Regions from separate parts of the Homo sapiens genome. Here all the other regions are linked to region 2. A link is a contact called in ENCODE Hi-C or POLR2A ChIA-PET data. All regions are on one chromosome and are shown on one strand. Each heading gives the region's core, a stretch centred on a gene start or an enhancer-like site at or near the end of the contact. The rest is flanking DNA. Distances are from core to core; before and after follow the strand shown. Region 1 overlaps EML6 (EMAP like 6). Region 2 holds the start of EML6 (EMAP like 6). Region 3 overlaps SPTBN1 (spectrin beta, non-erythrocytic 1).

Region 1 (2,700 bases), core at 176-2,675, 140 kb before region 2:
CTGAGGGCATGAGATGACTCTCAAAAAGGCACATGGGCACTGAACATTGTAACAGAATCTGTTAGCAGATCCTCAGCTGTTGTGTGCGCTTTTTCTTAAAAACGATCATCTGAGAACACATCTGTGATGAGGCACAGGTATTCCTTTCCCATCTCCCCTCTCATAAATGCCTTCCGCCCACTGCAGAAAGCCATTCCTCTCCTCCATCTGGAATCCTATTACACTGTATTACTCCGGGACACAGACCCTTCCAGGGGCACCAAAACAAAGGAACAATTCAAAATACAAGTATGCATGTTGAAAGAAAACAACTCTAATGACTGGCTAAGGAATCCTGCAAATCAAGTGATTTCCAATTCTTTGCTTTCAACAAAATTGTACAGAGACTTAATGGAATTACCAGCTGAAAGATTATTTTTTGTGATATATCAAAATCAAATATGACTTTTTTGGCCTATCACAGGAGTCTGAAGAATTGAATAACATTGCTATAAAATGGCCTCCATTCTTACCTAATTATTTAAGAGAATAAACTTTCTCACTGCTTACATCTATACAAAAATGAGAACTGAGAATAGACTCAATATTAAACTTTGTTACATTCTAACAGTAAGTAATATAAATGCACAGATCTTGCAACTGAAAACCAATCCATCATATTAAAATAATTTCCAACAAAATTTTTCTGTGCTTAATAATTATATGTCACAATTAGTAATATATTCATGTTGATTTAGTCGACTTTACTAATAACTATAATTCAAATAAACTGTTAATGGAGCAACACTAACAGAAAAATAACATGATCCTCCTAATTAAAAATTTGTTGCCATATTAGAAAAAAAAATTTATTTCAGTAACATTTTAAACCCAAAACACATCTAAGATATTACTATATCAACATGTAATCAATATAAAAACTTATGAGATATCTTACATTCCTCTTTTCATAGTAAGTCTTCAAAATTGGTGTGCATTTTACACATGCAGAACATCTTTTTTCAGAATAGCCGTATTTTAAGTGCTCAGTGACTGTGTGTGGCTAGTGGATATTGTATTGGGCTGAGTTAGAGTCTTAGGACCACAGAAAAATTTTTTTTCTTGCAGAGGGTATGACATGGTGACAAAGGACTCTCAAGCATAAAAAGATTATGTTAGGGTAAAATTTTATGGGAAAATTAGAATGGAAATGTGAACTTAGGTAGAAATATGAATGATGTAAAATAGCTTCCTGTTTTAGAAGGACTTCTTCAGGTATTTTTTTTCCCCTTTTGGGACAGGGCCTCACTGTTAACCAGGCTGGAGTGCACTGGCAAGATCACAGCTCACTGCAGCCTAGACCTCCCCAACTCAGGTGATTCCCCAACCTCAACTTCCCTCCTGGGTAGCTGGGACTAGAGGTACACGCCACCACATCTGGCTAGTTTTTTGTAGAGATGAGATTTCACCATGTCTCGAACTCCTGGGCTCAAGCAATCCACCTGCCTCAGCCTCCCAAAGGGCTGGGATTACAGGTGTGAGCCACTGTGTCTGGTCTCACATATTTTTTAAGTTGATCATAGTGAGAATCAAACATTTATGGCATTTAGGTTCCTTTGCATCCATTTAAAGGACTGATGTATTCATAATACAGATAGTATCTTCTCAGCCATTTAAACCGACATTAAAAAGTTTTAGTTGTCTACTTAAAATATGCAAGGGTGCATATAATTTTACAAAATTCAAAATTATGTTGGGCACATGTGCAGAAAATATTTGAAGAAAATACTGTCCTATGGTGGAGCCAGCAAAACACAGCAGGGGATTAGGGGAAAGGAGAAAGAGGAAGTGAAGATGGTGATGAGAAAGAAGTGCAGCAGCAATGAGCAGCAGCACCCTTTAAGTCATGGAATTATATGAAGTCTGAGAAATCTAGAGACAATCACACTGTGATGGCCACAGAACATCAACGAGGGAAGTGGATAGAGAGTCACACTTAAAATAGCAACCACAGGTACAAGTGCACATTGCAGAGAAGAGCTAGCCAGGAGGAGGACGACACTGAGGGGAGGGGATCCCTTAAGCCTGGTGCTAAGGTTGGTGACAGCCAGGCAGAGACAGAGGAACACATACGGGCGCCCATGACAGGCCACCCACCCGTGTATGAACTGGAGTTTCAAGCTGTCCTCAGGAGCCTTTTCTCGTTTGAGGAAGGGCACTGCGTGGTTTTTCTCTTTACTTTGTTGCTTTAGCTGAGGTAGATCTTCTTTGTAAACCTTAAAGTACAACAGAAACATCTGGGTGAGATGCCTTTCATCAGGTTCCAAAAATATCAGCATCTTGACATTCTTGTAAAATCTTTAATTGCTTCAATAAAATGTCTTTGAAAACTTAAGACATGAGAATGAATATTACTTTTTCCTAATGAATAAAACTAATATGAACTATTTTTTAAATAATTGGGATTTTAAAATAATCTTTCTTGATTTGTTACTGTTTTCTTAATGTCTAGAAAATATATCAGTAAATTTTAAAGGAAATTAAGTATCAGTAAAATATAAATAAAATAGTTTGTTTTATTTCTTCTAAGGCCAGAAATCTCTTACTGATTCTGACAGTTGAAAAATGTGGACCTCATGAGTCATGACAATTTTCTCCTGAAATCCCTCTTTGGAATCACATTCACTTCATAGCTTCATGCATCTTAACAGATCTGAGATA
Region 2 (2,761 bases), core at 93-2,592:
GCTGGGGCTGCGGCGGACCTGCAGGGGCTCAGCGCGCGGCGCAGGGCGCTGATTTCCGCGGCGACACACAGGCACAGCCCAGCGGGCCGGCCGCCACCATCATCCGCTGCAGCCGCCGCAGACAAGCCGCCGCCGCCGGTGTGCGGCCGCCAGACCCCGCCGGGCGCCGGGCTCCCTCTACCCGGGCAAGGCGGCTCTGGGGGCGCCGGCACCGGCGCGCGCGCCTCACTGCACCTGCGGGCTCCGGCCCCCGGGAGAGGCTCTCGGGGGGGCCACCCCGCCTTTTACATCAGGAATCTGCATATCCCAACAGCGATCACCCAGTTCGCTCACTGAAGTTTGCGGTGCGCCGGGGCTTCGCGGCAGGCGGCGGGATTTATTCTGCGATAGCCTTGATTTGACAGGCAACCCGGGTGAGCTCTGCCATCGCCGTCTTTGGATCCGAAATTGACAGTCTATATCCAGGAAGCGAGAGCGAGGAAGAAAGAAACAGATTTTTCGCATAAGTCACCCAATCCAAGAAAATTATCCCCAAACTAAACCAAGTTGGGTATTTTTAAAAATTGTCCCCTACTCCCGCTTTCTCTCTCCAGTTCCATCTCCTTAATGATATGAAATATGCGTAAATGCTGCTGCCTGGCAGTTGCTGATGCGATTTGAAGGAACGCTTGCTGTTTCCCTAATAAGCGAGGGCGAATATGCAATGGTCATTTTTTAGATGCTCCAATTAGTTTTCATGTGTGTGTTTAATAATCATATCCTCCGTGAACCTTCTCTTCACCGAGAAAGCCATAAAGAACTTAGCAGCTCTCATTGATCAGCAACTCCAATCCGCATCATGAAAGATTGTCTTACTCGGAAGAAACGAGGCACTAGTGCAGTCGGAGGGAGTGCGCTACCTACAAACGCTCCTGGTCGAGGAGAAATCAAATAACAAGTGGCAAAAATCGTGTACTTCTCCCCAGAAACCTCTGCGCTAAACACCGGGTCCCACGGAATCCCGGGTCCTGCCCTGAGCCCAGCGTGGAGAGGGGTCGCCCGAGGGACCCGGGGGACAGCAACCCCCCACAGACGCACACGTCCCGGGGGTCGGCGCGCTGCGCGAGGGATGCCCGCCCTCAGGACTGTTCGGCCCGCGCGCACTGCCGCCCTGGCGGCGCCCTGCACTCCTCCCACTCTCGAACCAGCCTCGCCCGCGGAGCATCCGCGCGCTCTCTGCCTCTAACCTCTGCTGCCAGCGGACGCCACCGGCGCGTCCCGGATCCCGCGCGGGCGAGCGAGCGAAATCCTCTGCCTGCCCTCCCCTCCCCGCCTCCCGCACCCGGGGATGGACTTCGTCACTGGGGCGCCGCGGGAGACAGGTTCTTCCTCCAGCCGGGGCTCCGGGGGCGGGGCCACAACGCCGCGCTAGTGAACCTCAGCTGCCGGTTACTAGGCGAGATCTCGCCGCTTGGAAACAGCGACGCCCCGGAGGACTGGGGCCGCCCCCTCCCTCTGCCTGTCCCTGTGGCCTCTTCCCCCGACGCATCCTGGGAAGTGTAGTCCTCTCTGCGCCGGTTAGGGCGGACAGCGCGCGGAAGGGACCACAAGTCCCAGGATTCCGCGCGCCCAGAGGGAGTCGCAGCGAGACCTGTACCGGCGTCAGCGGAGCCTGCGGCTCTCGGGGTGAGGAGATCCCGGCTCACCAAGGACGATTGCCTGCCCACGCGGGCGTTCCCTTGTGACTGAGGCGGGAGCTGGCGTGCGTGGGTCTCTGTAGAGAAAAGCGGTGGAGTTGGAATGGAGACGGTCTCCCAGCCCACCACTGGAATTTCTCCTTCATCGGTCTCTGAGTGTTGCTGTAACCGACATCCTCACCATGCTGTAACTGACTCAAGCTTAAGTTTGTTTCCTACTTAAGTTTTCCTTTTCATTCACATGGATTTTAATTTGTTAAAGTGCAGTTCTGCCAAGTTTAAGAAAAATGCTGGGAATGTGAGCTCACTTCTGCCCTAAGAACCAGCGTCTTCCCATGACCTGCGTCCTAAATTAGAGGACTTGGGTATTTACAGATAACCGGAGGTTGGAAGCAGGAAGGTGCTCACGCCATGAACAGCTAACCTTGGCCTTCAAACGCAGAAGCTGGTGGCATTTCTCCTAAAACTGCCCGAGATGAACTATGAATCCACTGTGTTCTCAAGTAGCCTATTTCCAATTTAGGGCCATAGCTAGTCTTTGGAAAGAGATTTCAAAATCCCAGTGACTAAGAGGCTGCAAAAGGATGATGGATTGGACGTTTGGAACGTCCTTTCCCTCCCATGCTTTCAGTGTAATCGCTTACTCAGTTCATCTCCCTCAAGTTTTAAGACAACCCTCCGACCTGGTAGGAAAGCTCGAAAGAACTGGAAGTGCCAGAGTTTGGATGATTTGTTGCTGCCCGCAGTAATGAGGATTTGAATTGGTCTCATCTTTGTTTTTAAGGAAACAGAATCAACAAATAAGTGAGATGGCACTGTGCTAGGCAACAAGAACACTGCCAAAAACAAAAACACGGCCTGAGAAAGGTTTGAGATAGAAGCAAAAATATAGTTGATCAATGATGTCGTGCCATAAAACAGTGCCAAATGAATTATATAAAGACAGTAAGTTTTTGTTGTTCTTTTTGTTTTGTTTTGTTTTGAGACAAAACAGGCCGTTGCCCAGGCTAGAATATCGTGATCTTGGCTCACTGCAACCTCCGCCTCCTGGGTTCAAACGATTATCCTGCCTCAGCCTCCTGTGT
Region 3 (2,745 bases), core at 210-2,709, 150 kb after region 2:
CTGGATCTGAGTGACAAAAGGAAAAAAACACAGACCATTACCATCATCCACCTCTCTCCCTATCCCTGCTACCATAACCTAAACTGTACCAAAGTCTGGGCCCTGCTTTAACCACTCATCCAACCATGTTTCTCGTACTACAGGTTAATTCCTGTCTCAGGAGAAAAGACCAGGTTCCCATGACTGCCTAGGCAGAGGCATGTTGAGACCCAGCCTCTCAAATGTCTGTACACATTTCTCCTCTCCTTTTGGTTGAGAAGTTTGTGGACAGATTCAAAGGAGTTCCCGATACATCGAAACTGAGCCTTCACGCCACTGAGTCACTGCTTAATTGCATCATAACAGATGTTCAGCTGCAGGTATTTCATCCAGCAGCTAAAAATCCAGAGCCTTTGCAATTGCTACCAGTGGGTCTACATCCACGTCTCTGTGTACAAAAGAATCCTGATATGTCAACGCTCAATATCACCTGAATTTAAGCTATGGCTCAAGTTAAATGCCCTTAGGCAATTTTACCTTAGTTACTTTTACCAAATACCGTATCCACAAGTGGGTGGACGTCAGTTTTGTCCTTCGAGATATGCAGATGCATTACTCATCCCTCCAATGTTACGCTCTTGCAACATCAATGATAAGCAAATTAGCAGACTGTTATCTTTTTAATGGAAGAATTTACTCATCAATAGCAAAAGCTTTATCAGAAATTGACATTATTGAATCCTCTGGAGTTGCAGAAAAGAAAATAAAAAGAAATTGATATTGGGAAAACCTGACTGGTTTCTTTCAGCTGTGTATTGTATTGCTAGGTTAGGTGTGACACTTAACACCTGTGAATGTGGCTGAATCTCCAAGAATGATCAAATACACAACGCTCTGGATTTAAAACAAAACAAAAAAAACCTCAAAATCTACCCATGTGCTGATGGATGTATACACTATGCCTTCCTACGTGTCTCCACCTATTTAGACGAAGCACACGCCTTGAATTCACAGAAATGTTGAAAACGGCCCCCTCTTGCTGCAGAAGTTCACCATCACCCATTTTCTTACTTGCTGGCTAAATGAGGCTGCCACCTCAAGTCATCTTTCTGGTCCTCAGGTTCCTCAATCCACAAAGCAGTTATGATACCACCTAGCACACAGGGTGACTGAAGGGATAAATAATATGTTCATGAAGGTACCTGGTTTATGCCTGGTTCATGCTGGAAAGCCCCCACACACTTTTTCAAAAAGTCATGTTTGATGCAGGAGAAAGAAGTCAGTGGTTTAACTAACTACATCACAGGCATCAGTAGACACATGAGCAAAGTGGTGGAAGGGTGTGACCTGCAATTCCAAACCAGACTGCACTGATCGAGCTCTCATGGGATCACTGATTCCCCACGTGCCTGACATGAGCATGACCCATTCTAAACACAGGCCTGCACCCTGTGACTCAAGTGCTGCAGCTTATCAGCAACTGATGGGCTTTCTGACCCTGGGTGAGAAGACCTGACCTCCAAAGGCAGGAGGAAGGAAACCACATGATAAAAATCATCACTCTGAGGGGAGGATGCTTTCTGCGCAGCTAGGGCTAAGGAAGTTGTTTCAAAACAGACTCAAGAAACGTGTAGGCTGCTGCTAGGAGACTTGGGTCCAACTGCTCCCTCCAGATCCTGCCACACCTAAATGATCCCAAGAAGATAACTATCTCGGAGAAGCAGTGTGAGGTAATGGTTTAATGCTAGGGCGTGGTCAACAGCCAGGTGCAAAGGCCGGCTCCGCCACACTAATAACTGTATGGCATTCTCTCCAAGCCTTGCTTTCCTCATCTGTAAACAGAGATAACGCCTGACCCTATCTCTAGCATTCTTCTGATTGTGAAATTAGATAATGTATGTCATAAATAGCACAGTCTGGTACATAAGTGTCCAATAAATGTTGGCTATTGTTACTGGAAAGGTGTCTGTTTCCTTCATTAGACCAGTTGAGGGGACCTGAGAACAAAGACAACCCCAACATTTGTGTCCCCCCACAAAAATTTCTTAGATTTAATTATGAGTTTGTATTTTCCATACGGGGTTCATGCACATTATTCTAACTGATTCTCACAGCAACCCCAGAGGAGAAGGGAGGGCTGGTGTTCTGTTTTGCAGGTGTACAAAGCACCCCCCTCCCATAAATACATCCATTCAAATCCCATTAGAAAAACAGGATCCGTTTTCCTGTCTCTTGACTTGTTTGTGAGCTTCCTGAGGGCAGAGATAGAAATTACACCCCTGTGGCCCTAGTGCCTGAGCAAAGAGCCGCAGGCAGAGGCCCTCCATAAGGCTGAATATTAAAAAGGGGTTGAGTCATACTAAGAATCATAATTATTCTAATGACCATGTCTCCTAGTAGTCCAAAAGGAGTTCTGTTTCTAACGCAGAAAACCTTAGCAAATGAGTTACACTGTGAATTCCCGCTGAGGGAGGAGGAACAAAGACAGAGGATCCCAAATCAACTGCTGAATCACCGAGTCAGGGGTCCCCAACCCCCAGGTCACAGACCGGTATTGGTCCTGGCCCGTGACCTATTAGGAACCGGCCACACAGCAGGAGGTGAGTGGTGGATGGGAAGCATTACTGCCTGAGCTCTGCCTCCTGTCAGATCAGCAGCAGCATTCTCACAGGAGCCAAACCCTATCATGAACTGTGCATGCAAAGGATCTAGGTTACCACTCCTTAATAAGAATCTAATGCCTGATGATCTGAGGTGGAAGAGTTT

Evidence for each region. A loop is a pair of places that touch in the nucleus more often than their neighbours do. ChIA-PET counts read pairs that join two places held with the same protein, here RNA polymerase II (POLR2A). Pooled maps may share reads with other maps.
Region 1: a map with no recorded cell type shows a loop between it and region 2 (4-fold over the local background). The contact joins the enhancer-like site here to the promoter of EML6 in region 2. A Hi-C loop is called at or near these places in 1 of 37 single-sample maps with no recorded cell type and 2 of 50 pooled maps. POLR2A ChIA-PET finds 5 or more read pairs at or near these places in 3 of 52 experiments (BJ, MCF 10A and PC-9).
Region 3: a loop to region 2 is called in a map of CD4-positive, alpha-beta T cell, with 7 times the contacts of the local background. The contact joins the enhancer-like site here to the promoter of EML6 in region 2. A Hi-C loop is called at or near these places in 6 of 168 maps with a recorded cell type or tissue (B cell, CD4-positive, alpha-beta T cell, CD4-positive, alpha-beta memory T cell and 2 more), 2 of 37 single-sample maps with no recorded cell type and 14 of 50 pooled maps. POLR2A ChIA-PET finds 5 or more read pairs at or near these places in 8 of 52 experiments (CD4-positive, alpha-beta memory T cell, HEK293, MCF 10A and 5 more).

The regions. Positions count from the first base shown.
Region 1 is chr2:54,866,321-54,869,020 of GRCh38, reverse strand. EML6 (EMAP like 6) reads right to left here. Exons shown (of 42, transcript NM_001039753.4): 14 at 2,137-2,255. Among named protein-coding and RNA genes, the nearest start is that of EML6-AS1, 120 kb to the right of the region's middle. Within about 2 kb of position 1,425, at least 3 of the 41 ENCODE cell types and tissues checked have a DNase peak (open chromatin) inside an H3K27ac peak, as active enhancers do.
Region 2 is chr2:54,722,243-54,725,003 of GRCh38, reverse strand. It overlaps EML6 (EMAP like 6), which reads right to left and starts at 1,342. Exons shown (of 42, transcript NM_001039753.4): 1 at 1,227-1,342; 2 at 1-455. RefSeq lists silencers at 139-288, 960-1,449 and an enhancer at 1,590-1,809.
Region 3 is chr2:54,573,310-54,576,054 of GRCh38, reverse strand. All of the region lies in intron 2 of SPTBN1 (spectrin beta, non-erythrocytic 1), which reads right to left. Among named protein-coding and RNA genes, the nearest start is that of SPTBN1-AS1, 16 kb to the right of the region's middle. RefSeq lists silencers at 1,268-1,327, 1,398-1,557. Within about 2 kb of position 1,459, at least 22 of the 41 ENCODE cell types and tissues checked have a DNase peak (open chromatin) inside an H3K27ac peak, as active enhancers do; they include B cell, CD4-positive, alpha-beta T cell, CD8-positive, alpha-beta T cell and 1 more, where a contact is called at or near this core.